Regions from separate parts of the Homo sapiens genome. Here region 1 is linked to region 2. A link is a loop called in an ENCODE intact Hi-C map of the cell type or tissue named here. Cell type or tissue: endothelial cell of umbilical vein. All regions are shown on one strand. Links, peaks and the distances in the headings refer to the core of each region. The heading gives the core; the rest is flanking DNA. Region 1 has its middle 87 kb from the start of MAGEA4-AS1. Region 2 overlaps MAGEA3-DT (MAGEA3 divergent transcript).

Region 1 (15,988 bases), core at 8,519-11,018, 810 kb before region 2:
CTTGGAGAAGGAATAGGTGGAAGGCAGTATGGGAGGGGCTACAGGGCAAGAAGGAGGCAACTAATACTACAGAGCTCTACCCTGCTCCTCCCTAGAAATGGAGATGTGCAAATGTCCTGTTTCCATGTGGCCTGGAAATTTGTCACCTTTGATCCAACCACCCAGAGCAATGTTTAGAACTAATGATAACAATAATGTCTAGGATCTAAGAATGATTATGTGTAATTGTTGGTGAGTGTATGGGGAGTAAATCAAGTAAATTCTCAGACTGATCCACCATGCTTTTTGGTAATTTGTCTGAGATTCTCCTCCCTGCAATTGCATATTTGCCAAAGCATTTGCTTTTTATTGGCCTCTGATGTTGATACTCCTGTGTCCCACCCAGACTCTCCTTATCAGTTGTCCCTTCTCTCCAGAATTTTCTCTCTCTTCCTTTCTCCTGCTCTTTCTCCTAACCCTGTAACCATTTTTATCTCCCTTATCTTGTAAAGAAAACTCCACTTTTTGTGAAGGTTGCCTCTCTCCACGAGATTGAAATTTTGCAAGAGTAGGTCTATATGTGATGCCTCCTATTCCCTCTTGCAACTTTTTAAGGCCTTAGAATCTGCTCTCATCCCCACTTCCCCCAGGGTTGCTCATGACTCCCTCATTGTCAACATGCCAAGCTTCATTCTGCAGAATTTGTTCAGCCTCATGTTCTAGTTTTTCCTAGAGCCGCTCTTATTCCTTAGCTCCCATTGTGCAGCAAGCTGCTTGTTCACATATCCTTCTTGGACAGCTTCTTGCTTTCTCTTAGAGACCACACCTATATCCCAGCTTCAGCCATTATCTCTGCAGTAAAATCAAGAATCTGTCTCAATCCAATTCTCCTTCCTAAGCTCCAGAGTCAGATATAGAGATACTCGAGAATCTCCACTTGCATATCCCACAACCACCTATAATCCTATCTGGGTCAAATGGAACTTCTCATGTTCACACTTCTCTCAAATACTTCAAAGTGTTCTTCATTTCAGGAACAAACACCATCATTAGTCTATATACTGAAGCCAGACATTTGGAATTCATTTTTGACTCTTAATCAGTTCCAAAGTTGTCTCCCCTTCTCACTTTCCACACTCTTCCTGCATGATCTAATCTATTCCTTTGGCCTTAACCATCCCAAATCAATTTTCAGCCCAGACCTTATTTCAAGCCTCCAGATACATGTAACCAATGCCTAGTAGACATCTTCAGTTGGACAGCCTACAAGCTTCTTGAATTCATCATATCTAACCCTTATCTCATGTTCTTTTCTACACAAGTCCCCTGCCCTGTCCTACTCTATTATCCCCTAACTTTGTAAATGACATTATTAACCAGCCAGATTTCCTCACAGACACTTGGAAGATTCCTCTTCCACCAACATCTAACCCACTACCAACAGGTGTCAATTCTACCATTAGGATATATCTTATAGGCTCCCAGAAGTTCACTTATGTACCCAATGTTAATAATTTCTGGTCAAGAGGCTAATCAATGTGACACAAATATCTATCTCTAATAATTTAGGCTTCCTTCTTGTGCTCTAGGCCTATTGTCCAATTGCATGCTGAACACTTTCATTTGACTGTTCCTCAGGCTCCTTAACATATCTACCACCAAACCCATCACCCTTTTCCCCTTGTTCTTTCCTGCTTCTCTCTCTCTCTCTCTCTCTCTCTTTCTCTCTCATAATGGCACCACTATACTCTTGGTATCCCATTCTAAAATCCTCTTGAGTATCTCTGACTAGCTCACTCTCATCTTTCCCATTAAGTCTGTTTTGTTGATTCAGCCTCCCTGCAGCACTCACATTCAGGTTTGCCTCGGCTTTTCTCTCCCTACTCTCCAACTTTGGTCCATCAGTACCTCTGGCTTCTTCAATGATCTGATTGCCCCAAGGCTCTATGATCTCTCCGATCTAACTTCCAAGTTCATCTCTTGAGCCCAGCTGTCATCATAACACAAATCTGCTCAAAAACCATCCATGTCTCCTCCTCTTACCCACACAACAAAATCCCAATGGACGTTCAAAACCTTGCTCAAGGGCTAACTCTTATTTCCACCAACTCCCTCAAACATATCCTCTGCTTTAGAAAATTAGGACTCTACTATTCTTCAAATATACCTTGTGTTTTCTACCCACGGATCATACTTGAAGCATTCTCCTTTTATCTACATTTGTCAAACAAAATCCTACTCCTCCTTCAAGACCTCAGACCAGGGTTGACTGTTTCATAAGTTTTCACTGAACAGAGCTCATCACTAGTTGATCTTTGCACTGTCTCCCAGCAACCCAATGCCTCCCATATTTTATAGCAATTGTTTGGTCCTGTGTCTCTTTCCACCTTTGGATTTTGAGCTCCAGAAAGGCAAGATCATGTCTTAGTTCTCTCTGTATTCCCAGGCCCTGATGCATAGTAAATGCTCAGGAAAATTCACTGAATGGATGCCTGCATGCAGCCTTTCTGTCAGAATTATGTATTTCCTCTTTTGGATTCTTGTATCTAATATAAGCATTTGTGAAAACGCTTATCTCCCCAAGTTGACCACAAGCCAGGTGAGGGTGTGGTCAATGTCATCTGTCTCTTGCTACCTCTGCACATATTGAACTCTCAAGCAGTGTGTATTGAATAAAAGGAGTGTGGTTCAAGTTGGCTAATTGTATGAAAGTTCATCATTTTTTTTGAACACTGAAGGTACTTTTGGAGAAAATCTATAAAATCAGCTAAAGCCCTACGTCACCATGGGGCTATGGGTGTTATAGAGTGAGGGAAGGAGGGAGGGAGGGAGGGAGAGATTCTGTCAGTGTGTGAACCAGTGAGTGAGCATATAAGAAGGATGAGAACAAATAAATGAAGGAGTGAATGAATGTGTGACAGAGTAAGTTAACTAATTTAATGACCAAGCAAATGTGTGATTGTGTGAATAAGCAAATGAATAAATGAACAGATTATTTCTCCTTGGTATTTGGGGGCCTTACTTAGGTTTTTGCATTGCTTGATCCCTTGGTAGGGGTCTCATGCATCATTTGGAAGGGTCTCTGCCTCCTCAGATTTTAAATTGCAGATTTTAAATTACATATATATTTTGAAAAATTGCCACAAAAGCAGCGCTACTTGAAAACTCGATTAATTACTAATGTTCTTTTTATCAAGTGCTAGTTGTTGCTTGTAATCTTTAAAGGTAGCGAAATTAAAAGAATTAAGAAACAATTATGTCCGGAAAAAAAAACCCCTATCCAAATCTAATCACCCTCTGATGGAGAGCTTCGTGCTGACATGGCTGGGCTGGAGAGTGGGGAGATGTGGAGGGGGAAAAGTGCCCACGCATCACTGAGGCTACTGCAGCTGGCCTAGGGGGAAATAAATCGTGACCTGGCAATGTGATGTGACAGAGGGCAGTTCTTTATGAGGGCTCAGGAAGTAGAGCTGTGCCCTGCTGGACTACCAGGTAAAATAGAGCTATTGCTTGCAGGAGTGAGGGTTCCTGTGCTTCCCCAAGGAGGTTCCAGGCTACTGAGAAGCTGGGGATCCCCCTCCCACACTCTCCTTTCCCTCATCATGTGGGGAAGGAAGAGGTTTGGGTTAGGGCAGTTGAGGAAGAGCAGAAGTCGTAGGGCAAGAGATCACCAGGAAAACAGCCACTTGCAAGAGTTACAGGCTAAAAGTGGGGCTCTGAACTTCGACCATTTCCCATGCTTCCATGCCAACACAAGGTCAGCACCCGAGAGTGATAGCTTCTGGGTAGACAAAGGCACCCAAGGCTTAATGTGGGGCTCCTAACTTGGGCCATTTCCCATCCTTTGAGCGCGCCACAGGCATCAGCTAACAAATGCACAGGCTGGCCACTGTGGCCCAGGTTTACTGTGGCTGGTCCCCACTGTGAGACAACTGCAAGGGCCTAAGAACCTTTCTTTTGGCCAGATATATCAAAGAGCTCAGGCTGAACATGAGACTCTGATGATTGCTCCTTAAAATGTGCAAATGGAGCATTTCTGAGTGCAAAGCCTATGGCTGGAAGAGAGGCTATTTCTTAGGGAGATACCTGTGAGCACTGCAGAAGCTAGTGTCCTACCAAGAGCACAGCCTGGGAAACAAGAGACCTTGTTCTCACATGTACCCTGCTGGGTAGTTTTTTGTGTTGCCTGGTATAAAGCAGTGTCCCATATGTTTCTTCATCAACTTCTGCAAAGAACCCCCTGAGCTGGGGAGTCTCTACCCCTTTTAGAGATGGAGAAGGAGGTTCGGTCCAGTACCCAGTCTTGCCCCAAAACCCATGGCTATAGAAAAGTGAAGGCAGGATTTAAAATCAGGCCTTCATTTTCCATACCTTGCTCTGCTTCTCCCATACCCCATGGTCTAGGGGAATCCCTAGCTTACTTTCCAGCTCCCACAGTTGCCACTCCTGTTTGTGGTGCTGTGAAAATGACAAGAATCATAATACTGATATAAAGCTTACTACACGTTAAGCCTCATTCTCAGAGTTTTATAGATAGCACAGCATTTGATTTTCACAAAATTCTAGGAAGTTGATATGCTGTTATTACCTTCAGTTTAAAGATGAGAAAACTGAGGCGCAGAGCTGTTGCTCACTTTCCCAGGGTCAGAGAGCTAAGAGGTACTGAAGCCAAGACTCAAACCTGGCTGCTAAGTCACTGCTCTTAGCACTGCATTCCAGGGACAATGGTCCTCTTAGAAGGCTGCCTTGGGTCTCTGCCCTGCAGGGAAAGGGAGCTCAGGGAACAGGCTCAAGCTCCTGACAGACGAGAAAGATCCTGGGTCAGGTAGGGCCTCCTTGCTATGGGATTTTCTACAACTTTTCACAGAACGCCTGTTCTGTGGTCCGTGTCACTGTTCGGGCTTCCGGTCTCTTTCCTGCATCATCCTCGCCAGCCCCCATACCATTGGGGCTCTATGGTTAAGGGAGCCCAGGCACACTCAGCAAGACGTGAGATGTACTAGTCTGGGTACGCGTACGGGCATGTGGACCTGCCGGGCTGCCTGCAAAAGGCTTGATTGCATAATGGCATTTAGAAAATGGCAGTTGTCTTTTCTTCAAAGGCCTTCAGGATGATGAATTGGGGCTTATTGAAATGGCCTTAAATCAAACCTATGCACAACAGCTTGCTCAGACTCATGCAGAGTGGATTTCTAAGGGGCTGATAGTAGCAGCTCCTTAGCACTGGCTGTCTTCTGGGCTTAGGGGCTGTACCGGGAACCAGAGTCACAGGGAGAGCTTGGAAACAAAACTACCTCACAAGACAGAGAATGTGAAATCCCTGTGTATTTTTGGGGACCCCAAGGCCCTGAGGGGAGGAGGTATTGACCCAAAGGTACCCAGTAAGTCAGTCAGGAAGCCGTCTTTGGAGCCCTGGGCTAGGGTTCTTCCTCCTGCTTAGGACTCTAGTAATAGCTATGTTCCCATGGGGCCACTCTGGGGTCTGCCTCTCCACCTGCAGGCGCTTACTGTCTGGCAGCAATCTTGAACTTGCATGACCCTGAAAGTAAATGTATCCTTAAATTTTACACCCTCAGTGCCTTGCTTGTCTCACCCTAGCCCAGTGCGTTGCTGGAGGCTACCCTGACCTCCTGTTCAGCAAGGAGAATTTTTCTGAGAGGCATTAGTGACCCTTCCAACCTTTGCAGTGCTTCAGTTTCCTCATCTGCTAAGCAGGAATAATGGAGTCCTTGCCTTCCCTCCATCAGTGAGTGATGGAAGGGGCCTGTGGTGGGAAAATGGGAGAAAAGTCTTTTACACTGTTGAGTGCTGTGCTGATGCAGTGGCTGTGGCTGTTGTTCTGCTATGTGGCTGAGTGGTGACAGGCTCCCGTCGAATTTCGATTAGGCCTCCAGGGGCTGGCAGCCATGACACTATAGGAATAACATAAAACAAAAACAAAATAAAACACAACAAAACACAAAAATATCAGAAACAATATAATACACATAGAACTCATTGGTGAGATTTGACAACAAAATTCTAATATTTTTAAGGGTGGGAAAACTGCAAGCAGGGAAGGATTATACATAGACAGGGACTGTGGAGACAGATGGAGGAAAACATGAAACTGACTGTGTGTGCCTCCTGTACACGTGCGTCTCCTGTACATAGGGACACACACATGGGGGGCAGAGATGACAAAGCAACTCCGACAAGATTCCTGCGTTTGAGGATCCCCTAGTCCTGGGAACAGATATCCGGTTATGACTGCATGAGTGCTCTGGTGAGGCTGGGACCTCAGATACAAGGAGTGGTGGGAGGAAGACAGGCTGAGGTTGCCTAGGGTCAGGTCCTGCAGTGCCTTGAATGCCAGTCTCAGGAGCTTTAACTTGATCCTGGGAACACTGAGGAAGAAGCCCCTGGGGGAGTAAAGCACAGGAGAGCTACGGCCAAGCTCCATGTTTTCAGAAGATCCCTTTTCCTGCAGCATGCTGAGAGGACAGGAGAGTGGCAAAAGTAGAAGTGAGGACACCAGAGAGGAGGCAGTTGCAGAAGTCCAGGTGAGAGATGATTATAACCTGGACTTAAAAAGTGCCACTAAAACAGATGGTGAGAAGGGATTAAAGCTAAGAGACTGGGGAGAGGTAGAATGTCCTACTCTTAGGGACTGATTGGATAGGTGTGGTAAAGGAGAGAGAGGTGTCAAAGGTGATTCTCAGGTTTGTTGCTTAGGGAGCATAGTGGACGGGGGCCACTGGGGGTCAAAAAGCCCTGGGAAGAAGATCGAGAGTTCAGTTTTGGACATTGAGGCATTTTCTGGTACATTTAAGAGAAAATAGCTAGTAGACAATTGGTTATATAGGTCTGAAGCTCAGAGCTGATGTTTTAACCAGAGATAGAGGTTGAAGTACAGTAGAGAAGGAGGGGCCAACTGAGGAGGCTGATAATAAATACACAGAGAGATATAAAAGAAACCAGACAAGCTTGTGGATTCCTCTTCCCAATGTTCCTAAAAGGTCAAGCAAGATGACAGAGAAGTGACCAACGGATTTAGTAATGTGGAGGTCACTGGTAATGTTCAAGTTCAGTGGAGTGAGTAGTGGAGCCAGTAGTCAGATTGGACTAGATGAGACTATATTGCAATAATCAGGGGTGGAGATAGTGGTGGCTTGGAACGCAGTGGTGGCAGTAGAGGTGGTGGGTAGTGGTTGAATGCTACATATTGAAGATATTGCTCACAGCATTTGTCAATTTGTAGGCTATTGGAAGTGATTGATCGAAAGAGAGGAATCAAGTTTGACTCATAATTTTGAGGGAAGCCAAAGCAAATGAGTAAATGGTGGTGCCCTTTGGGGAGAAACTGAGGGAGGAGCAAACTTAGTGATGGCAGAAGGTGGCTAATCAAGAATTGTGTTTGTTATATGTGAAGTCTGAGATATCTATCACACACGTGGAGATGACAAGTAGGTATTTTGATACATGAGTCCAATATTTAGGGGAGAGATCATGATGGAGAGATAAATCTGGAAGTTATCATTGCCCAAACAATATTGCAAATCAAGTGATCTCCTAGGGAGGGAGTATAGATGACATGGAGAAGGTCAAGGATGGAGCCCTAGGGCACTTTGACATTCGGACAGACATCAAGAAGAAGAAGAAGCTCCAGTAAAAGAGAAGAAGCTACAAATCGGTTGAAAACTGGGTGAGAGTAATTCTAGGTCTTGCCCAGAGAAGAGAATATTTTAAGAATAAAGGAGTGATTACCATGTCAAATGCTGCTGGAAGGTCTAGAGTGATGAGGACAGAAGTGATCATAAGCTTCAGGAAGATGTGGGCTTTTGCCGATTGAACCCATTTATGCCTAGTTAAGAACCATTTCAGTGAAATAGTGGATCAGAAGCTGACAAGAATAGGGAAACAACTTGAAATACAGAAGAGGAGCCAGAAAGGAACACAACTCTTTGTAGGTGTTTGGCTCACTTTGGGGTTAAGAAAATTGGTAGCTGGAGGAGACAGGATCAAGGTTTGGATCTTTTGAAGATGGTAGATAGAAGCCATGTTTGCATGTGGATGGAGATGATCTAGTAGAGAGGGAAAGTGGCATGATGCAGATAGAGGAGAAAACCACTATAGTGATGTCCTTGAGTAGGTAAAAAAGCATAGGATCAAGGGCACAATTGGAGCGGCTGCTCTAAGATCAGAGAAGGGACAGTTCATCCAGAGTGACGGGGGAAGGCAGAGTCTATGACAATGAATGTAGGTAGGTTGATGGATGTGCATGCAAAGGAAGAGGAGCAGGACTCAGGAAAAGATTCAGAGTTCAGAGGTGGGGCACACAGGAGTCTCTAGTAGATACCTGGAGGACAGGAAATAAGATAAAGGTCAAGGCTACAGACCAACTTGAAGGTCACTGGAGAAACTTCTGTTCACAGAAGGAAAGAGAATGATGCAAAGTTGCGTAGATCTTAAGTGGCAGCACTGGGAGGGGAACTTAGGTCTGTCTGATTCCAGGGCCTGTGCTCTTTCTTTTCCAACCTCTACCTCTGGATGGAGGTAGGTTTATGAATTGCAGTGCCCAGCAAGACATTCTTCCTGCATCATGTTTATAGCTGCTGGTCATTTGACCTTAGTGTAAAGCTGAAATGTGTGTGGTCAGAGGCAGGAGGCTGGCTAGGTGACCTCTGGCCTTTCCCCTGCCTTACCTCCCTAGCCTGAAAGATCAGAGCTTGATGCATATTTTGCCCTCATAAATTGTTCATAAACTCTGATGGCAAGCTTCAGATTTGTCACTCCCTAATGTAGCAGTGGCTACAGCCAGCTGACATCAAGCTCTGGGGAGCGATGCAGTAAATCATTTTCCCTTTTGTGCAAGAAGAAAAAGTAGAAAATTACATTCTTCTCAGATTTCGCTTTTGAGTGTGCTGGTGCCTCTGTCAAGTGCTCCTTCTTGCAAACAAGAAAACGGTATGACCCCCAGGGAGCAGGCTTTTCAATAGGAGCTATCTGTGTAATCCCCACACAAAGAGGGAGAATGGTGAGCAGCAATCAGAACCTGTTGTCCCATCAGATCACAAGCTAGAGGTTAAGTTCTCTATTCTGCAAGTTGGGGACTGAGATTCAGGAAGGTTGGGAATTCACTCAAGTCATCCCATTCACCTGGAAAGAGGAAGAGCTGGGCCTGAAATCTGAGCTGGAGTTCAGAGTCCTGCACTGGCCCAGTGGTCCATTTGGTCCTGGGTGCAAGTAAGGACTGAGGGCCATCAACCTATGTAGGGCTAAAACCCACCTAAGTAATGAAAGTGCAAAACAATGGTGCTGCTGAAAATGATGATGATTATAATCTTTTCATTAACTCCTTGGGAAATCAGAGAAGGAAATTATACACGCAGAAAAGCCTCAGCTGCACTCACACTTTATGCCCTGTGGTCATAGCCAAATCCAGCACCTGGGACCCTCCTGAGGGCCCCAGCATGCCCCAAAGGGGATCCCTGGCTGCTTCTGGCATCCGTACAGACATTTCTGGCTGCCCCTCCTCAAGGCTGCATTATTTATTCTTGTGTTTGTTATGACAAATACAGCAGCATGGAGGAGCTGTTGGCTAATTTGAATAGTGCTTCCAGAAGCATCTTCCAAGCCAATTGGTTCATCTCTGGTCAAATAGACATGAGTTGCCAAGGGCAAAGAGCAAGAAATTAGCCAGTGACTCAGCACTGAGCTACTCAGGGGTCCCACTAGGGCATGTCCCTTCTCTGGGCCTTGGCATCTCCAACAGAGACAAAGGAGCTGGGCTACAGGGCCTCTAAGGCCTCTTTCAAATTTAATTCTCTAAGATTCATTCTCTCTCTCTCTCTCTCTCTCTCTCTTTTCCGCTTGCTCTCCCTGGCTCGCTCACTCTCACGCTCGATCTCATTTTATGTCATTTGCTTTGTCTGCCAAACTCCCTGGGGCTTACTGTAAAAGCATAACTGATTTTGTAATGAACATTCCATGCTATATCCAACCAGATGTGTGTGCTTGCTTCACAGGGCTCCACTAGGGTGGGGCTGGCTTACTCCAACAAGGCAGAATTGTGACCTTTGTCTGAATTCCTTTTCAGTCGTGGCCTCTGGAACCAGTTGACAAAGATAGGAGCAACCCCCTTCCATATCCAAGGATGGTCCTGTGAGCATGAGGACCTGTATAGGAGCTGGAAGATTGTTGGATTTGGACCTGGACTTGGGATTGAACTTCCCCCTACCTGGTCTCCAGAACCGGGGCAGATAACTCAGCAGGCCCACCTTCTCATGAATGCTCGAGAGAAGGAAGAACAGAGTTATTTTGTGAGCTGGCCATCAAGAGTCAGATAACACTTTCAAGACACATGATGAGTAGGAAACCTGGGACTAGCTCTCTAATCATCTTGTCCCAAGACCAATGAATTCCCATTGCCCATCAAACAGGACCCCTGTGATCTTGGGAGGAAAAAAATGAATTTCTATTTTCATCAACTTCTAATTGAAATTTCTAATTTCATTCAATTTTGAATGTAGGCAATGAACCACAGTAGCATTAGTAGTACGTGAGGCTTTGCCACTGAGAGAAATCAGAGGGATTTTCATATCACATTATTATTGTAGCTATCTCCAGACAGCCCTTATAGTGGACAGTAGTTTGAAATTATAGTAGTAGTTACAGTCACCACTAGATTTGATTTCATGCATTAATACAAAAAATTTATATTAGCATCTCATACAAGTTTTGTTTGATATTTGGATATAATTTGTTTCCTTTATAACCTTGTGTATTTTTATGCATTTCAAGTATTATTGTCAGAAGGAATCTGTGGGCTTCATCTTTCAGCTAAGGGTCTGTGGCACAGCAAAAGGGTAAGAATACAGCGGCCCGTGAAGCACAGGGCTTAGAGCCTGCTGCAGTGGACCCTGCTTCAGGTGCCTACCGTGTCTCTATGTCGGATGACAGTCTGGAAGTCACCATTCATTGTCAACAATCAAGGCAGCTCACTGTTCCCACAAGGGCTGCTTTGAGGTGTCATTTCGATCTCACCGAAGCTTGTTTGCCCTCACTCTCTGCCCCTCAGTCTGGGCTCTGCTAAAAGGCTTGCACCTCATGACCTCTCCCCTTCTCTGCCTGTGGGACCTCATCCTCCTCTGCCCTTGGTCATGATTCCCTGGGTTCATTAATACTCTCCTCCCCTTGCCTCCTTCCCTGGCCTCTGGCAACATTATTGTGTCGCCTCCTCCTTCCTTCCAGGCCCACAGCACGTGCCCTGCCTCTTCCCATAGGACTCTCAGGGTGTTCAAATGGAGAAAGCAGGATTGGGGTTCCAAGGAAGTGCTAGGTTGTTTTTGCTGCTGCTGCTGATTGAGCTAAGGCAGCAGTAATAATAGCAAGTGGGAAAATAGAAACACGCTGGCTCTGAGCCAGGACATTCTTACCCACTCCACTGTCTCTGGTCAGACCACATCTCTTTGGAGTCTTGAGTCTCTTAATAGGCAGTGAATAAGATGTTTCCTATAGGGGATCCATCGCAGATCTACCCAGAGGGCAGGTGCTTGTGGAATGAGGCAGGCGAGAGAGTTGAAGTAGAGGCTACGCGGTTTGGAATCCTGACTGCCATTTACCAGTCATGTGACCTTGGACAAGTTATTTAACCTCTCTTTGCCTCAGTTCCTTCATCTGTAGGATAAAGACAGTAACTCCACACTTCAAAAGATTATTGTGAGGATGAAATGAATTATTTCCTTTAAAGTACCCAGCACAGTGTAGGCACTCAATCAATGACAGTATTATTGTCATTGTTAACCAGGTGCATTTGCAGGGAGTGAACAATGTGAGGAATTCTGAGTTGAACGTACTTCCAGATTCCTGGAAGCACAGTTTGATATCTGCTACCTCTGCTGCCTCCCAGAGTGCTTGCCTTGAAATCCAGGAGACAGGTGACCTTCCAACCCACTCTGCTGTCTCCGCTGAGACCATGTGTATTTGGAGTTTATGAATCCTTAGCAATTCCTCCTTTCCTCCCAGGGTTGTTGTGGGCATTGAATGAGACTTTGCCTGTACAGGGATGAGAGCTCCTGGAAGGGAGGAACCCTGTTGCAGACTGCCCAGGAAATTCACTTTTGCAAGGGAATTTATTTGTTGAGTTCTAGATTCACCTGGCGCACAGCTGCAACCTAGTCCACTTACCCAGAGGCACTGAGTCAGAGTTCCACATCATCCTTGCCCCGGCAGCCAGTCATGTGATCACTCTGATTCCCTGTACAGACCACCCCACCCCTGTCAGAGCCAGACCTCTGCACTTGGATCTAATCTCCATCTGCCTCCTTACCTTTGCTCTACCATTCCTTGTGCCCTGAACCAGAGCCATTCCCTCCTTCAAGCCCAGTTCTTCTCATCTTTTAAGGTCCAGTGCCAATCCCACCTCCTCCAGGAAATCTGTGCTGACTGGAGTCATATTATAGATTCTCAGACATCAGTGCTCCACCCACCCACAAATTACTCAGCCTTCATTGACTGCCCTTCCCCTGGATTCCTGCAGCACTTAAGGCCTGTGCCAGACAATTTAGCACTTAATTGCAGACTGTCATTGATTGTGCCTCAATTTTTCCTTATGCATTATTCTGTAACCCCCAACTCTATCAAAAGCTTTTGTAGAACAGAGAAAAGTAAAGACACCAGCATTTCTTCCTATCACTGATTTAGGAATATGACTGTAGAGGCACCTATCGAGTTGAAAACGAAATATTTGTTATGCTATCCCTTAGCCATACTACTCCCTGACATAAGTCTTATTTCATAGCTTCTTTCTGCCCCCAAACCTGGCTGAAAACCTCTTCTTGGAGCACAGGAAATGGAAAAGAGCAGTCAGTTCAGCTTGTCAAGGAAGGCTTGTGTGGCCCTTAGCCATTCCATCTCTAGGAGTCCCCTTATCCCCTGGACTCCGTAGCTGAGACCTGAGTGCTCAAACATCTAAATTATCCACCCAAGGGCCTGCCCACTCACACTAGGGCTTCTTAATACAAGCGCCAGGGGTGGAGTCAGCTGACCCAGATGCATAGCTGCCATACACAGGAACATGACCGGTCAGGTTGCCGGTAGAAGGGATAGTTTTATTTGTGTAGGGCTTTCTCCAGTTGGCCTTGGGCAGGCTGTTGTGGTCTGAGGGAATGTCTGTCAAGTGGGCCCTTGATATATACACGTTGGGCAAAGACTATCCCCGTGTCACTCATCCATGGTGTTTGCTCTGTGATGACACCTCAGACTGCTTTCCCAAAACCAACTCTGCTGAACCAGTGATCTGAAGCTGCAAGGAAATGCATGAGCAGTAGCTGGCCAGCTGGCCATGAACTTGTTCACACACACTTATTGAATGCTTATTATGTGATGCTGAAGTCACAAAGAGGAGAAAGAGAGTCCTTATTATCCAGAAACTTATGGTCTTATGGGAAAAGCAATTTATACAGCCAACTAAATGCCATGATGGGGGCGACACAGGGATTGTAGGGGTTTATACAAACAGCCTATCTTCCCAAATCAAAACCAAACTCAGTTCCATACTGACGGTGCTTTCTCCCAGCTACCTGCCCTTGCCAACCTCCACTGCACTCCTTACTCAACTGCAGGTGCGATGGGAGCTCAAGATGGACAGAAATTCATTTGACACACAATCAGGGAGGCAGTTTCTAGGATGACAATAGAGGATAGGAGTTCTGGGGGTCATGATATTGCTAACAGAGTTGCCATCATACTGGCAGTGACACTTAGGCTCCAAAGCAAGAGCTGAGGGAGGCCCCTGAGACCCTGGTCATAAACTGCCTTGTCCCAGAGAGGCACTTACACTATGGGAGCTATAATTATTAGAGCTTGCCTTTGGATAGTCACTGAAGACATTACATTAGGGCAAATATTGATAACCGTGGTCTAGTGGTCTCTCTCTCTCGCTCTCTCTCTCTCTCTCTCTCTCTCTCTCAGCTAGCTGAATCCCTTAGCAAGCGGACAGCAGAGAACCTGAGAGTATAAACAGCGATGTTGTCAGGTGGGTCCAAGCAGCTACCTAGCAAAGAATTGACAGTTGTTGCCAGGTAGAGGACTTCCGGAGCGGAGGAGGGTGGGGAGGACAGAATTCATGTGCTCAGATTATGGTCTTCCTCTGAGGAGGTTAACTGGTACATTTTATCTAATGAGTGTGTTAAAGCAGTAAAGAGGTCCATGCAGTCCTTTTTCTGGGGCTTAATGAATGGGGAGAAAATATGGTCCTTTTTGCAGCCATTAGTGCTGCACTATTACCGATTCCAAGAAGAGCTACCTTAGTGCTCTGGCGGCGGTATGGGCCCAATGTTTTCTTGGATTGGCTTATTGCCTATGAGGATCCACTTGATGCTTTGAGCCTCAATGTCCTCCCCATTATCCACCAGCTGCATTATGTTATTTTGTCTGTTCCATGCTTGTACTAATAATGTTTGTACATTTGGGAAGATTTTAAGTAATGGGTGGCCAATGCCATTGCCAGGCCCCAAATTGCAAAGTACCCTTTAAGTGGAAGGCACTTAGCTTGAACACAAAACATTATTTGAAAGAGAATGAATGATGGCTTTGGTTGCCTTTGGTTACCTCTATTTAACCTGAGAGTGGGAGTCACAACGTCTGGGTTTTGGTATGCAGGAAGCTAGTAGCAAGCCTCATTCTTCTTTACTCTGCCGCGGAGCTCTGTCTGAAGCTCTGGAGAGCTATTGACTTTAAATGACCCCAGGGGCTGATTTGGCTTACTCTCCCAGTAGAGGCCTGGAAGCATTTCCTGGCATTGTTGCAGCCCTCAAGTGCACGTGAAACTCATGGTGGCAAGAAGGAAGGAGAGAGAGGTAATTATTTCCATCTTACAGATGAATAATTAGAGGTTCAGGGTTTAAATGGCCTGTCCACGGTCACCTTGCCTGCCAGTGATAGAGCTAAAGCTGGCATCAGGGTTTCTGCCTTCAAGCCCAGAACAATTTCCACTACCTAGCTACACCAGGGAGGCTACAAATCCTCAGGATAAGTGCTCCTTAAAGTACAGGTTGGTTACAAAATGAGACACTTGCTGTAGAATGTAAATCAATGCTCTAACTCCTTCATTGAGAAAGTCTTGCTAGAAAATAAACGTCAGCTGGGCAGGGTGCAGTGGCTCACACCTGTAATCCCAGCACTTTGGGAGGCCGAGGCAGGTGGATCATGAGGTCAAGGCATCGAGACCATCCTGGCCAACATGATAAAACCCCATCTCTACTAAAAATACAAAACTTAGCTGGGCGTGGTGGCATGTGCCTGTAGTTCCAGCTACTCGGGAGGCTGAGGCAGGAGAATTGCTTGAACCTGGGAGGCGGAGGTTGCCGTGAGCTGAGATTGTGCCACTGCACTTCAGCCTGACAACAGAGCAAGACTCCAAAAAATAAATAAATAAAAAAGAAAATAAACGTCAACTGTATTAAACAGCGTGCTTAGTGATGATTTGGTTTACATTCTGTTACAAGCTCCCTGTCCCATCAAGGATAAGTAGCACTCTCTGGACCACACTTAGGTTAGTACTGGCCTAGTAAGCTCTGTAGAGAACAGAGACCATTTCTGTCATAATAATGGCAATAACCAGCTGTTATTGATTGATTTGAACTTTCTTAGTGTCACGTATTGTGCTAAACAATGCATATCAAATTTCTCTAAAACTTTATGGGTTGGAATTACTATTATCCCTATTTTACATGTGAGGAAACTGAGAGACAGAAAGTTAAATTGCTTGTCTATTATCATGAATTTCATCAGGAGTCAAGATGAATTTTGAACTGAGACCACTTGACTCAAGAAAGCACACTGTTTCCTACATTGCTACATGCCTCTCATGTCACTGTGATATCCATAAGGGTGAAGTTTAGAAGTAACACATACTTTTTGTAAAGAATGAATGAAAGAGTTTTTTGGGATGGGTAGACAGTGCTGGAGAACCTAAAGATACATCATAGGAAGAGTCAAATGGCAAGATAGAGGCTATAAGAAAGAA
Region 2 (15,988 bases), core at 12,481-14,980:
AGGCCCATTCCAGAACTTTTTCATTGGACAAATTAGTTATGGTCAATATCAGTGGTTCTCAAAAGTTAGTGTACAAAGAAATTACTTTATGGAAAAATTATTTTCAACAAGCACATGTAGAGATTCTAATACAGAGGATTCAGGAACATGGGGAATCAACATTGCAGCATCTGATATTTCATTCCATTATGGCTGCATGAATAAAAATGTCTGATCAATTCAGCCCCAAACTAGATTTGGTCATGTGGACAAAAATACCAAGACAGTGGAACATTCCATTGTTAGATGGGTTCAGCCAAACCTTATCAGTGACCCCAGCAGTAGTCTCTGTGTGCAGACTCTGCCTGGAGGACAAGAGGCTGGAGACCAACACAAGGTTTGATGACAGAAAACTGAGGAAATTCCCATTCGGATTGCAGTTCTCTGTTTTCTCCATGAAGTAGGAGAGTAAGGTAATCTGCTATGGGAAAAGGTTCTTAAGGACCATGTACAAGATAAACTATAATTGTGGAGAAAGGATGAGATAGCTAGCTAGGAAACAAAGTAGGAATGCTAAGCAGTGTGGAGGGTCTGGATAAGATTTGTGATTATGAATACACAGTGCCACAGAGACTGTAACAGTGTCTGGCAGCAATGAGAAAATAACTTAAGCCGCCTGAGGCCCAGGCAAGGGTGGGAGACAGGGCATTGGCAGTTGTCCTGGGTAGTTCAGTTGATGCCTACGGTCTGTGGCCTGGGAGCTGTTGGTAGTTGGGGCTGGAAGGCTGGATGTTGAATTCTACCCTAGTTTCAAAGCACTTCAGAGTCTCCTGTTCACTGATGCTGTGGTTTCTGATTCTCTGTCTTCGTGGCCTCTTCCCTCTCCAGAGCATCCACATCATCTGATTCCTACAGGATAGTCCTTTCCTAGTCAGCTGCCTGACCCTTATTGGACAGTATCTCATCTACCCACCTTCTTTGTAGATAGGATCTGTGACTTTTCCCTTCCCTACATTCATCCCAGAATGCCTAGTACAGGGTTGAATACACAAGAGAGGTTTGCAAATGATTTTTTGCAATGATAAGAACCCAAATGCCCTGTTTTATTACTTCCCAAATGACCAGACAAGACCAAGTACATGCTTTTTTGGAAGAAAATGCTAAATGAGTCACAGAGCAGGTCATGAACGAGCCTTCTAATTGGATGCCAATGATGTAATGGCACTCACTGCAGACACAGTTCTGGCTGTTATTCACACTGCTTGCACATATAATTTTTGTTTCACAATTGCAAGAATATTCTTCGGAAAATGCCACCTTTATCAGGTGATTTGTGTTTTCAGTCTTTGGCACTTTGCCATCTAACACTCCTTAAACATCCTAGTAGTGCTCAAAAATGTCTAGCCTTTTCTATTTCTTCTTCCTCCTTCTGAATTCCTAGCTATATTTGCAATGTGTGTGGGAACTGTTTTTCCCTAGAATCCACTGAAAAGATCAGACATGGCCTCTTCCTTCATGAAACTTGTATTCCAGATGATACACAAAAAAATCAAGTAAACAAAATGATCCCAGAAAGTGATGCATGCTCTGCAGAAAATCAAGACAGTAATGTCAAAGAGAGTGAAACTGGGCTACCGTGGGTTAAAAAAAGATGACTGGCATGAAGTAGAAAGCTGAGCCACACACTTATCAAGAGGAAGAGTATTCCAGGTACAGAGAAATAGCAAATGCAAGACCCTGAGATGGGGGTGTTATTGCTGTGTTTCAGGAACAGCTAGTAGACAAGTAGGGCTTCCATGAAGCGAGCCAGGGAAGAATGAAAGGAAATTAAGAGTTTGATTTGTATTGCAAGTGGCACAGAAAGCCATTGGAGGGTTTTGAGCAAAGAAGTTAGGATATATTTTGTTTTAACATTTCCTTTAGCTTTTGTGTAGAGAGCAAAGTGCAGAGTTCTGTTACGGAAAACAGAAACCATGTTAGCCCATTTAAGTAGAAAGGGGGAATTTGGTGCTTCCAAAATTGTTGAAAGAATCAAAAGAACAGACTCTAGGTTGAATTTCCAAACCTGTTTCCCAGAATAACACCACATATAATTGGCACCATTGGGAGAATCAGGAAGCCACTGCCTTAGTAATTGGCCCCAGGACCTCACCACCTCTGCTAAGTTCATCACAAGTCTTGGCTCTAAGACCATGCTACCTCATTCTCCATCTACATAAGCGAGGTGGACACCCCATGACCTGCCTTTTGATGTCCACAAAACTAGGAACATTACCTTGGGATCTCTGTGACTGCTGATGCAGAAGAATCAAAAGCTTCCAGCACCATGCTCCCTAACAGAAAACAGAAATCACAGAAGCAGAAGTAGGGACTCTGCTTCACTCCCCCTTCCAAATCACATACAAGTTCGTCTACTTGGCAGAGGTTACATCATCTGTGGAATCCAGGCTGTTATGGGGCATGGGAAATATAGTCTTTAGCTTTCCAACCTCTATCATTTAGTAAGGTCTACTACAATTGGGGTTGGAATAGAGTGAAATGAGCTAATCTATGATATTTGCCACAGGAGACAAGATCAGAGGTAGGGGAGCCAGTTAGAAGCTACTATAGTTGTCCATCCACCTGAGAAATAATGGTAACTGGACCAGAGTGAAAAGGTGAAGGTATAGAAAAGTGGTTGGATTTAACATTTTACTCTTAAGTAGGACTTGTTTATAAATTGAGGCAGGGTTGATGTTAAAAAGGTGTGAAAGAATAAAAATTAAAACTTCCAATCACCTCTACCCCAGCCACGCAATTTTCTTCCTGAGCCCTCAAGCCTGATTCAGAGGCCCCTCGAATGTATATCACAACATCACATTGTATTGGAATCCCTTGTTTCACTGTGTATATTTCTACTAAAATTTCACTTCCTCAGAAGCAGAACATGTGACTGGTTGTGCAGGGCACAGTGCCTGAACATGGTACAATGTCAATAAATATTTTTCCAAGAATGGTTGAAGGAGATGAGTGAAGTAGTGCCTAGAAACATACAAACTACCAAAACTGACTGAAGAGTAAATACCAAATCTGAATAAACTGTAGCAAGTAAAGAGATTGACTCAGTAATCAAAACATTCCAACAAAGAAAAGCCCAGGACCAACTGGCATGACTGGATAATTCTACAAATTATCTAAAATATTAATACCAATCTTTCTCAAACTCTTCCAAAAAATAGAAAAGTATGGAGAGCCTTCTAACTCATTCAGAAGGTCAGCATTACTCTGATATCAAAGCCAGACAAGAAAAGAAATATACAGGCCAACATCTGTTATGAATACAAATGCAAAAATCTTGAACAACATACTAGCAAACTGAATCCAGCAGCATTTTAAGAGGAGTATACATCATGACTATGTGGAATTTATCTCAAGAAGCCAAAAGTACTGCAATATATGAAAATCAATCAATGCAATAGAGTGCACTGATAGAATGAAGGTGGGAATAAACAGGTGATCATCTCAATTTATGCAAAAAATGAATTTTACAAAAGCCAACACCCTGTCATGATAAAAAAAAAACACTCAACATACCTGGAAATAGAAGGGAAGAAATTCCTCACAAAATAAGAGACATTTATGAAAATCCCACAACTAACATCATATAAATGGTGAAAGCTGAAAGGTTTCTCCCTAAGGTTAAGACAATGATGCTGTCTTTTGCCATTTATACTCAGCATCATACTGCAAGTTCTAGCCAGACAAATTAGATATGAAAAAAAGAAAAAGGCATCCAAGTAGGAAAGGAAAAAGTAAAACGCTCTATTCAGAGCTGGAATGATCCTATGTAGAGAATATCTCAAAGGATTCCCCAAAAAATATTTAATTGAATTGGGCAAATTTTCAGGATACAAGATAAACACAAAAAAATTAGTGATATTTCTGTATACATTCATGCGCCACATAACAACATTTCAGTCAACAACAGACCGCATATAAAACCACGGTCCCATAAGATTATAATGGGAGCTAAAAAATTCCTATGGCCTAGTGAAGCCATAGCCATCATAGCATTACTCACGTGTTTGTGGTGATGCTAGCGTAAACAAACCTACTGCACTGTAAATCATATAAAAGTCTAGCACATACAATTACATACAGTACATAATACTTGATAATGACAATAAACAACTGTGTTACTGGTTTATGTATTTACTAAACTATATTTTTATCAGTAATTTAGAGTGAAGTCCTTCTACCTATTAAAGAAGTTAACTATAAAACAGCCTCAGGTAGGTCCTTCAGTGGGTATTCTGGAAGAAGGCATTGTTATCATAGAAGATGGCAGCTCCATGTGTATTATTGCCCCTGGAGACCTTCCAGTGGGACAAAATGTGGAGGTAAAAGACAGTGATATTGATGATCCTGACTCTGTGTAGGCCTAGAGTAATGTGTGTTCTTGTGTCTTAGTTTTTAACAAAGAAGGTTAAAAAGCAAAAACAAAAAAAATTGAAAGAGAGAAAAGCTTTAAAATGTGGATATAAAGAAAGAAAACATTTTTGTACATTTATACAATGTATTTGTATTTTGAGCTAAGTGTTATTACAAAACAGTGAAAAAGTTTAAAAGTTTATAAAGTACAAAAAGTTACAGTAAGCTAAGGTTAATTTATTATTGAAGAAAGAATTTTTATAAATTTAGTGTAGCACAAATGTACAGTGTTTATAAAGTCTACAGTAGTGTGCAATAATGTCCTATGCACACTACTGTATAGGACACAATGCCAATTCTGCAAGGTCCATTCATGGTAAATGACCTATACAGATATACCATCTTTGCCTTTTATACTATATTTTTACTGTATTTTTTCTATGTTTAGACATGTTGATATACACAAATATCTATCATTGTGTTGCAATTGCCTACAGGATTCAGTACTGTAACAAGCCATGCAGGTTTGTCTATGTTGTGTGAGTATGCTTTGATATTTGTGCAATGACTAAGTCGCCTAATGATACGTTTCTCAGAATGGATCCCCATAATTAAGTGACGCCTGAAGGTACTAGCAATGAACAATCCTAAAAGCAAGTTAAGAAAACAATTCCATTTACAATATCATCAAAAAGAATATAATACTTGGGAATAAACTTAACCAGTGTAGAGAAAGGCTTTTATACTGAAAACTATGCATTGATGAAAGAAATTAAAGAAGAAACTGATCTATGGAAAAACGTCCTGTGTTCCTGGATTGGAAGATTCAATATTGTTAAAATGTACATATTACCCAAAGTCATCTGCAGATTCAATGCTATTCCCATCAAAATCCCAATGGCTTTCCCCCCCACAAAAAAAAAATCCTAAAATTCATATGGAACTAAAAAAGATCCAGAATAGCCAAAGCAGTCTTGAGAAGGAAAACAAAGCCAGAGACATCACACTTCTTGATTTAAAAATAAATTACAAAGCTAGGTAATCAAAACACCATGATACGTGCACTTAAAAATTTGTTAAAAGGGTAGATGTCACAGTAAGTGTTCTTACAACAAAAAACAAACAGAACAGAACAAAAAAGAGGCATAAGGAAACTTTTGGAGATGATGGGTGTATCTATTGCTTTGATTGTGGTGACGGTTTCAAGGGTATGTGCATATGTATAAGCTCATCAAATTGTACTTATTAAATATGTATGGGTTTTGGAGATCACTTAGACTTCAATAAAGCTGTTCTTAAAAATACACAATGAGATACTACTTTACTCACTAAGATAGCTATAATTTTAAAAAATTGTAAATGTTAAGTGTTGGTAAAGATACGAAGAAATTGGACCTTTATATATTACCGATGAGAATTTTAAATGGTATAGTCTCTATGGGAAACACTCTGGTAGTTCTTCTACAAGTTAAGCACAGAATTACCATTTGACCTAGCAATTCTACTCCTAGGTATATACCCAAGATAATTGAAAACAGATGTTATCACACTGTGTGTACACAATGAAGACATATACTTGAGTTTTCATGGTAACACTTTTCACAATATCCACAAGGTGGAAACTACAGAAATGTCCATCTACCGATGAATACATAAAACAAGATGGGGCATATCTATACAATGGAATATCATTCAGCCTTAAAAAGAAATGCAGTACTGATACATGCTACAATGTGGATGAATATGGAAAACATTAAACTAAGTATATGAAGCTAGTCACGAAAGGCTACATATTGCATGATTCCATTTATATGAAATATCCAGAATAGACAAACTCATAGAGATTGAAAGTAGTTTAGTGGTTGACAGGGCTGGGGGGAAGGGGGTATGAGAAGTGACTGCTTAATGTGTAAAGGGTCTCCTTTGGGAGTGGTGAAAATGTTTTGAAGCTAAATGGAGGTGACTGTTGCACAACTCTGTGAAAACACTAAAATACATTGAATTGTACGCTTTAATACAGTGAGTTGTATGGTATGTCAATTATATCTTAATAAAGATGGTATTTTTAAGAGAAGAAAGAAAAAATGGATGGAGGGGTACTGTATCACCTGCTAAATAGTCCACCTATTTAGCAGCCTGGTGAATCTATACTAAGGGGCTCTTCTCACTCATTGCCAGTGTCGCTGGATGTGAAACCCTTTGGGTAGTCAGAAACTGAAATCCAACTCCAAGTGAGGGGCATGATATCTAACCTTACTCAAGCCAAGAAACACTTTGCTGGGCTGTATTTCTCCTTTTCTCTCTGGCAGGGTGGGGTGGTGTTTGGTCTCTTTAAGCACACTATACCTCACTATACCAAACTGGAAATGTAAAGAAATCCTGTATCTTGCCCTGTGCTCCATTGTGAACCAGCACCGTGTCCACATCGATATCCGAGATGAAGTTGCTGACAGCAGAGTATAAACGCTGAAGCTGCTGCTGTAAAAATTTCCCTGACAGTGTGACTAGAAAGTAAAGGGAGTCATCATTTAGTTCAACATGGACTGAGAGCCTTGAATGAAACTCTGTTTGAGATATTTAAATTGTACAGTACCAATAAAACACGAAGCCAAGTCAAATCATTAGAAATTCCAAGATAACATGACAAGGTGGTCCCACCTTGTTAGGGTTTTTGATGCGTCTATGTATAAGCCAATAACTGTGCTCCATGTCCCCCAAAGAAAATCTATGCCAAGTGGTCCGTTGCTTTGTAAATTGCCACATCTAAATTAAGAAGGTGAATTAATTGTTTAAAAATGAATTGTGGTTCGTTGAACTTAGTAGTTTGCATATTACTTGGGGTTCTCAACTCTTCTTATAGTCTAGTGTGTGTAGAAAAAGGCCTCTATTCATCTCCCAGGCTTTAGGAGCTTCAGGCTGGGGCAGACACATTTGGGACACATCCCAGGCACTGACTCCCTCTGGCCTGCATTCTGCAACCTTTCTATACATGTGCCTCTGCCCCAACCAGAATCACATAGCTTATCCCAGTAACTACGGGTAAGTCCGGCCTACTCCAATGACCCATATTTTTGTTCTCTTCATCCCATTTGTCTTACTGATTGGCCAGAAAACAGCCACCTAACTCCAGAAGATTTCCCATTACTTGAGCATTGACCATGTGCTCAGCAATTGTTTTAGGTATTTTCCATGTATTAATTCATTTTACACCATAAGGAATTCCTATTACTATACCCCTTTGAGGTGAAGAAACTGAGGCACAGAGAAGTTAGGTAATTTGCTTAAGATCACACAGAAAGTGAGTGTCAGAGCTGGGATTCAAATCCAGACAGTTGGGCTTCAGAGCTCAAGCTCTGACCTCCATCATGTCTTCTCCACTCCTGACTGGAAAATGGAAGGATAATAGTACCCAGATTACAGCACTATTGTGGTGATTAAATTATTATTATTGGTTTCTGGAGTAGGCTGGCCATTTTCTCAGCAGTGGGCTGGAATAGGGAGTACATTTTGCAAGTCAGGTGTCTGGAACAAGCATTTAGTTTAATGAATCTAAGTGAATCTAAAGTGAAGTACTGTATAAGGAGAGTCCTATAATAGTGCATTTCATTGGGAAGAAGCTGTCTCACTATATTTACATCTAATGGAACACAAGAAGGGTCATTTTGACTTTATTTCTAAAGCTGACTCCCAAGTAGCACCTTCAATTCAAAATAAAGCTTTTCTGGTCATCATAACTTCTGGAACGGTGTCATGCACTTGAATATGAGTGCACCCTGTTCTGAAAGCCCTTTGCCATACTTTAGTGGTGAAAGTGTTAGTAAACATCGCTTTGGTGGCTGTTTGTCCACTAGCGCATGTTGGCCCTTCACGCTCCACCTCAACCCATTAGGCACCATGTGGAAGAAATGTGTCCAGGGGAACGATTCACTACATAAGCAATGCTCTTATAAACATCAGGAACATGGGAGCTGACAGAAGGACTGCAGCGAGTTCCTGTCATCTTCTTTTACAGAAATTCATGCTGCCCAAATAAATGCTCTACTCACTTCTGGTTTCTATGCTAGCCCACTCTGTAAATTCAAGGGATTAGATGAATGCAATATGCCCATATCCTGAAGAGCAAACTAGAGAATGGCTCAATTCTTAAAAGCCCCATAATCCTCAAGAACAAACCAAAGGCTTAAGGTAGTCAAGCTCAGAAGCTAAGAAATGAATCAAATAAACAGTTTAAACACCTTTCCCTTGGGCTTGGCTTTTCTAAAGGAGAGAAAAGGTCATCAGGGGAGCAAATGTGGCTCCTTGTTGATTAATTAAGAGCACTTAGGCAACATTCAGCAGAATCAATCATTTGTAGCCTGAGTTTTTTTTCACTCAGACTTCTAAATTGTCAATTCGTCCCTAAAATTACTTATGTAATTTGTGCTTTTAGGATGTCAGGTGTTAAAATTACTTTTCAGTACAACCCACAGAAACCCTGACTGGGTTTATTCATTTATTTCTTTAATGAGGTAGGGATTCAGGGGAGAAATCATGGTGGACAAGAAGAGTTTGTTTTCAAAATGAGGAGAGATATGGAGAGAATGTAGCTACTGATGAGAGAAATGAAGCTCCCAGACTTTTAAGGGAAATAAGATGCACACACAGGACTCCAATAAAAGGCACCATGTGATCAGGACACAAATAGAGCCACCCAGTCAAAACCCTCACAGCTAGCTTTGGGGAAAAGGGTATCCGGTCTCGGGTTTAAAAGATAGATTTAATTTTGGCAGATGAAGGAGACAAACTGAATAACTGCCAAGTGGGGGTCACTCAGAGAAAGGCCAGTAGCCCCTCTGCACTGGAGCTGGGTGGGAATGACAGGAAGGAGGAGGAGGAAGGAGCTAAAAGTGTAAGTTAGAATCAGAGTGGATTACAGATAGGGTGAACACCAAATGGGCAAACTAATTAAAAGGCTATTACAAGAGTGCAAGACAGGGATGAAGGCCTGAACTGGGGGTAGGAGCAGGGTGTGAGGAGGACGCAGTGGGGAGAAGCATCACAGAGATAGTCTCAAAGGTCAAATTGAAAAATCGGTGGTGATGCCACACAGTGAAGCCAAGATAAGCAGCAAGCATTCTCACTGTACCACCTCCTGAAGCCTTCTCCCCAAACGGGAGTCAATTATGATTATACTGCAAAGGAGTAAATGAGAGATTAGTATGGGAGGCCCCAGCTGACTGAGTCAAAGAGTAAAATGAACATGCAGTCACTTCAGGGGCCTATTTGACTATGGAAGGGACATGTAGTGCTGAGGCAGTGTGCCAGGTGTGGCAGCAGCAGGCAGCACAGCTGGCAGTGTGCTCTCAAATCAGCAACAGCATTGCTGCCCACACAACATTGCCACACAGACAATGCTGCCACGCACACACAAGCCTTTGGAAAAAAACCCATTGGCACATGAGTGCTCCACTATGAGTAGAGTGGTTTCAGTAGCAACATTTGTATCTGCATTTCTATTCCTTGGGATTCTTAGAATTATAAAACTCAAGGCTAGACTGGACCTCAATTTTCGACTGGTCCAACCATTAGAATCCTTTCTATAATGTTCCCACAAAATGGTAATGCAGTCTGTCCTTGAATATCTCCAGGAATGGGGAACGCTAGCCCCATCTTTGGCTAGCCCTGCTATTGCTTCTCTTTTGTCCACTCTTCCCTAGCAATTACTGTGTCAGTAACTATTGAAGGCGCTTTGCCAACTTGATTGCACTTAATCCCCACAACGTCAAATTTTACAGATGAGGAAACTGAGGATCAAGGAGAGAAAGTGACTTGTCACACAGCTGATGAGTGGCAGAGCTGGGATTTGAGCTGCTAAATTTGTCTGACTCTGGTGCTTCCTCCATTAGAAGTAAATCTAAGCCAATCTGTCTCCTTATAAATCCTACCCACTACTATAGTTACAGCATTTCTTCCAGGGAAGAGGATGCCCTCTTTGAAGTGCACTTGGAGACACAAATCTTGATCCCTTTCATCGCCTAACCACTTGAGAAACACTGACAAGACTATCAAAATGAAAGGCAAAAATGGCCACATAGCAACACTTTCAGAAGGGTGTCCTATTCCTGACTCCTCAGTGTGGCTCTCAGGCTTCTGCTGTCCCAGGGGTCACCAATGAGCCTTCTAACCAATAAATATGATGGCCATTTCCAAGTCTTCATTTTTCATGAGCTCCAGCTTATGGAAAATTTATTTTCATTTCTGGGATGCTTCATTCAACAAATATCTTTTGAGTGCCTACCATAACCCAGACTCTGGACTGTGTTCTAGGCAGGCACAAGATGAACCAGAAATAGTCCCTGGACTAAAGGAGTGCCCAGTCAGTCTGTCGTGGAAGACAGCTGAAAGGCAGTAATGACAATACGGGAGTCAAATGTTGTTCCACAGGACTGTCGAAGGCTCCCTTGTAGCATGAAGGAAGAGGTCACTATCTTTGCTTGGCCAGTTGGGAGAAAAGCTTCATCACAGCTGAGCTGGGCCTTAAAGGATGAGTAGAAATGTGCTGGGCAGGGAAAGTGGTGATCATATATACAAATTCCTGTGTAACATCGTCACTTAGACGCCTAACATCAAAGCAAACTGAAAATGTTCAAAATAAAATTATTGGCTATTCATGCACTTTAACTTCTTCCTCCCAGAGTCTTGCCCAACTCAATAAATGGCAAATCAGTTACCCCACCTAGTCAGGCCAAAACTCCGGAAATCCTTTGTAACTTGTCTCTTAATTTCATATTCTCTGTCTGATCTGTCAGAAAATCCTTTCAACTCTGCCTTGAAAAGATATCCAGAATCTGACCACATCTCACATCTTCCTCTGCTACCACCCTGGTCTGCTGAGCCCATCATCTGTCACCTGGGTTATTGCAGCAGCTTCCCGACTGCTCTCTGTGCTTCTGCCCTACCCCCACCCCAGGAACCTATTCTCCAATAGGCAAAAAGCATGATCCCACTGTCATGATATAAATATGCTCATGTCTTTCCTATGTCCAAATCCGCCATCAGCTTCCTATCTCACTCTGTGTAAAAGTCAAAGTTCTTATCATGGTTTACAAGTCACTACACGATCTAGCCCCCGTTTATACTTTGGCCTCACCTCCTATTTCTCTTCTTCTTCACTCACTGTGTTCCAGCCTCACTGGCCTCCTTATTATTCTTTGCATACACCAAAAACTTCAGGCATTTCCCCTTGTTGTCCACTCTCCTGGAATCATTTTCCCGTAAATGTCTATACGGCTTTACACCCTCTCTTTAAGGTCTCTGCTCAAATGTCTGCCTTCACAATGAGTCCTTCCTTGACCACCTTATTTAAAATAATGTCTTTGCCCTCCAATCATTACCACCTCATTTGCCCAGCATTCTCTACTCTCCTTCCCTGATTTGCTTTTCTTTGTTGCACTTATCATCATCTAATAAACCAGATACTTTATTCATTTCAATTCTGTGTAATCTGCCTCCTGTTCCTATATAATATAAGCTCCACTATATCAAGGATTTCTTTCACTGTTTTTTTTTCTACTTTTATATCCCTGTTCTCAGAGTAGTACCTGGCACCTAAAAGGTACTCAGTGAACAGCTAATCAATGAATGAGTGATGACTTTCTGAATATGGGGGTGGGGAGATAGAAGGAAATGCTATAGATGTCTTATAGGTCCCAACCAGGTCCCAACTGAATATCAGTCCACCGAGACTGAGAACACACCAAAAGGAGCATATTTGCAGAGTACTAGGAGAAGACTGAGATATTTTGGATTCAAGCTACCTGTAAAACATGCAGAAAGAGTTGTACATGGGACTTTAGACTAATGGTACAGGCACTGAGATGAGTGCCAGAGTCTATTTATCAAGTTAGGCTAAGCTTTGCTGAAATGATAACTAAGTCCCTAAATCTTAGCAACTTAGCATATCAAAGCTTGATTTCCAGGTCACACATGGTCAGATGCAGGTCACATCCTCTATCGGAAGACTCAGGGTCTAGGTTCTCTCCATATTTGATATTCCCACTTCAACATATGGCTTTCAGGGTCGACAGGGCAAAGAAAGAGAGCTTAAGGATAGTAAACTGACTCTCAAATGCTTCATCCTGGAAATAGTCTGTGCCACTTATGTTTGCATTTCATTGTCTAAAACCAGTTACATGGCCCCAACTAACTGAAAGGGGCCTGCAGATGGAAGTGAGTGCTACTGAATCTGTCTCAGAGATCGTGCAGAAAAGCATGGTTTTGAGCAATTTGGAGAAGTACAAGGGACTAGAGTTGCTGAAAGATTCAATGCCTTATTATGAATTATCGCTGTTACCACAAATGTAGAGTATACTGATGTCAAAAGACTATCTAAAAGAAAATCCTCTGGTCAGGTAGAACTTAACCTGAGGGAGGAGCAGAGAGCACACGGCTAAAGATACAAGAGTACATTAATTAGGGGCTAAGGGGGGTTGTGTAACCCAAAATGATTTGAGGACAGGTGCAAGACTAGCAGGGTGTATTAGTCGGCTCTCACACTGTTAATACATACCCGAGACTGGGTAATTTATAGAGGAAAGAGGTTTGTTTAATTGACTCACAGTTCAGCATGGCTGGGGAGGCCTCGAGAAACTTACAGTGATAGCTGAAGGGGAAGCAAGCACATCCTTCTTCACATGGTGACAGCAAGGAGAAGTGCCAAACAAAAGAGGGAAAAGCCCCTTATAAAGCCATCTGATCTCATGAGAACTCATTCACTATCACGAGAACAGCATGAGGGTAACCGCCCCCATGATTCAATTACCTCCTACCAGGTTCCTCCCACGACACGTGGGGATTATGGGAACTACAATTCAAGATGAGATTTGGGTGGGGACACAGCCAAACTATATCACAGGGGTAAGGGAGTCACGTAAGAAAGCAGCCTTTCTCACCAGGTGTACCACATGTGGCCACTCTGGCTGTGCCCTCCACAGCTCCAGGAGATATCCGTTCATGATTTGTACAGGATCAATGTTTCTCACCCCTTGGGAACAGGGGCAGGGATGCACAGAAGTTAGCCATCACCATCCTCACTGAGGGGCAGAGTAGCTGATGGCAGCAACTACCGCAGTGTAGAAATAAAGGTCTATCCATTTGCGCACTAAAACTTCCTCCTTCAAAAAGGTCTCTGCTCCCTGTGCTTATCCCCCTCTGTTTCAGTGAGCTTCTGCATAAGGTGTTTTGCTGCTGTTGTTGGATTCGGAGAAACAATTATTTAATAGATAAATGGAAAGGTTTGTTCCACAATTAGACCAGGAGAGCTGAGGCCCTCTAGTGGCTCTATCTGGTAGTGACCGCAGCCTTTCCAGATGGAGAAAGGAGAAATCTGACTGGATAAGGGAGGTGAGGTCCCAAAGCTAGAAGTTGTGATGGAAAGGGAGTCCTTTTTGTCTGGATTCTCCCATTAACAAGTAGGCATTATTACCACCCCCATATTCCAGATGATAGAGCTGAGCTTCAGAGGCTGAGACACATGCCTAGGTATAATAGCTGGTGACAGAGCTCCAATCTAGATCTTCAAGTTCATAATCAAATGCCCCTTTAATACACTACGATACAACCTGTCCTTGGGAGAAAAACTCTAGAGTTAGTGGAGTATTCTCACCGCTCCTGCTCTTTCATAGTTAGGGAGGGAGATGCTTTTAGAAGATGCTATACCTAATACAGTGCCCGTTTCTGCAGGCTTGGGGGAGAGAGGGAGCTGTGACCTACATAAAATGTGAATTCCGAGAAAAAGTGAAGAGAAAATATGGAACCTCAGAATCAAAAATTCAGCACCCCCTCCCTTTGTGACAGTTAGTCAAAATTGTGGGTCACATACTGCATGCTATAAGTGAAGGTAGGTCTGTGTCTTCACTGTCAGACAGCATTCTGATTGATTTGAGGTTAGGCAATAGAGAAGGCTTTCCTGCCCTCCCACTCTCCTCTCTTGGAAAAAGGGATTTCTGTGGTAATGGTGGTGGTGGTGGTGGTGGTGGTGGTGGAAGAGTCCTTAAGGGTACATAAAAATGCTTGTCCCTCAAGTAGAATAAATGCATGAAGGATTTTGAGCCAAACACAGGAGCTCTGATACCACTTCCCACATGGAGCAGAATTTCCTCTATTCTACCCATGACAGGAGGCCATTCATTCAGTCTTTGTATAAACAGCTCTAGTAACAAATAAGGAGCCCACACTCTCAAAAGACAGCCTATTTTATTTGTAGCTCAGTGTATTATAATATAAACCCCTGCAGGAATGTTACTGTGCTCCAGCATGAGATAGCCCAAGGAGCAATTGCATATAGTGAAGCCCAAGTGTAGGAAGACACCCTGAGAACCACAGAACTGTTCATTTTGTATGTTTTTCCTTAGAAATAGTGAATGATGAGGGCAGGGTAAGCAGAAGGGAACTCTTCTACAAAGATTCACTTTTATTCTGGTTTCTCTTAGGAAGCCATATATAAGCACATTTCTCCAGCCTTAGACCTCAGCAGCAACTAGCATTTCACACCCATGGAAAATATTTGCCTCTTTGATGGCCCATGAGATGACGGACACACACCGATAGAACAATGGCCTTCCAAGCATGACAACTAGGGAGGGCTCATAGGTGTCAGGTTGTTCTAACAAGTGCCTTTTTCAGCATGGAAAAAAATGAGTAAAAGCATTCTAAAGTCCAGGGTCTAACTTCCATCCCCTAGTCTCAGTCTCTCCTGTTCTTGCTCTAGGTCAGGAACTCATTATTTTTAATTGGACCAGTAATATAGCCTTCTTTGCTTCTGGCTTTCTTTACTTTCACTACAACGTGTCTAGGAGTAGATTTCTTTTAATTTATCTTGCCTATGACTTATTGGGCTTTTTGAATCTGTGAATTCAAATTTACAGCCGTCATCTTCAACTGGGACTTCAATTAAATATATGGCAGACCTTCTCACTCTACTAATTGAGTCTCTCATCCTCCCTTTTTTATTTTTCCAAATAATTTGTTTCTCCAGACAGAACTCTGGGCAATTTCTTATAACCTATCTTCCAATTCAATAATTCTCTTTTTAGTTGTGTTTAGCCTTCTCTTAAACCCATCCATTAAATTCTCAAGTTTCATTGTTATAGTCTTTAGTATAACTACACTAGTTATAGTTTAGTTTTTCACCTTGATTTTTTTCAAAATAGCTCTATTAGTCTTTATGATTTTCTGTTCCTTACAGATATTTTCAAACTTATTTTTAATTTTTTGGAATAAAGTGAACCATAGTTATTGTAGTCTTTGTCACGTAACTCTGATACGTGAAGTCTTTGAGAGTTTGTTTTTGTTGTCTACTGGCTGTCATGGTCTATGTGTTTCCTTTTATGCCAAGTTATCTTTGACTATACGCTGACATATTTTTGAAAAATTATTGTACAAATGATTCTAGGCCCAATATGATAATACCTTCCAGCAGAGTCTTTTCATTTGCTGGGGTATTTTCAAATGCCTGAGGATACTACTTGTCCAAGGCCACTTTAATCCAAGATCAGGGCTTTAGGTTCCTTGGACTGCCCATATGATGAGTATCTAGGTTTACAAGACCACACAAGGGCTG

The links. Hi-C counts contacts between places; a loop is a spot of excess contacts. Peaks named below come from ENCODE experiments on the same cell type or tissue, not always from the same donor. Only the 100,000 strongest peaks of a DNase experiment are listed, where the experiment ranks them.
Region 1: a loop joins it to region 2, with 30 times the contacts of the local background. A loop is called at or near these places in 7 of 110 quality-filtered maps.

Annotation. Positions count from the first base shown.
Region 1 is chrX:151,816,440-151,832,427 of GRCh38, forward strand. No RefSeq gene overlaps it. Among named protein-coding and RNA genes, the nearest start is that of MAGEA4-AS1, 87 kb to the right of the region's middle. RefSeq lists an enhancer at 8,706-9,252. In endothelial cell of umbilical vein, for the core only: no CTCF peak of the experiment used is centred there; a DNase peak (open chromatin) is centred at 9,622.
Region 2 is chrX:152,618,975-152,634,962 of GRCh38, forward strand. All of the region lies in intron 4 of MAGEA3-DT (MAGEA3 divergent transcript), which reads right to left. Among named protein-coding and RNA genes, the nearest start is that of GABRQ, 11 kb to the right of the region's middle. In endothelial cell of umbilical vein, for the core only: CTCF peaks have their summits at 13,716 (motif pointing left) and 13,921; no DNase peak of the experiment used is centred there.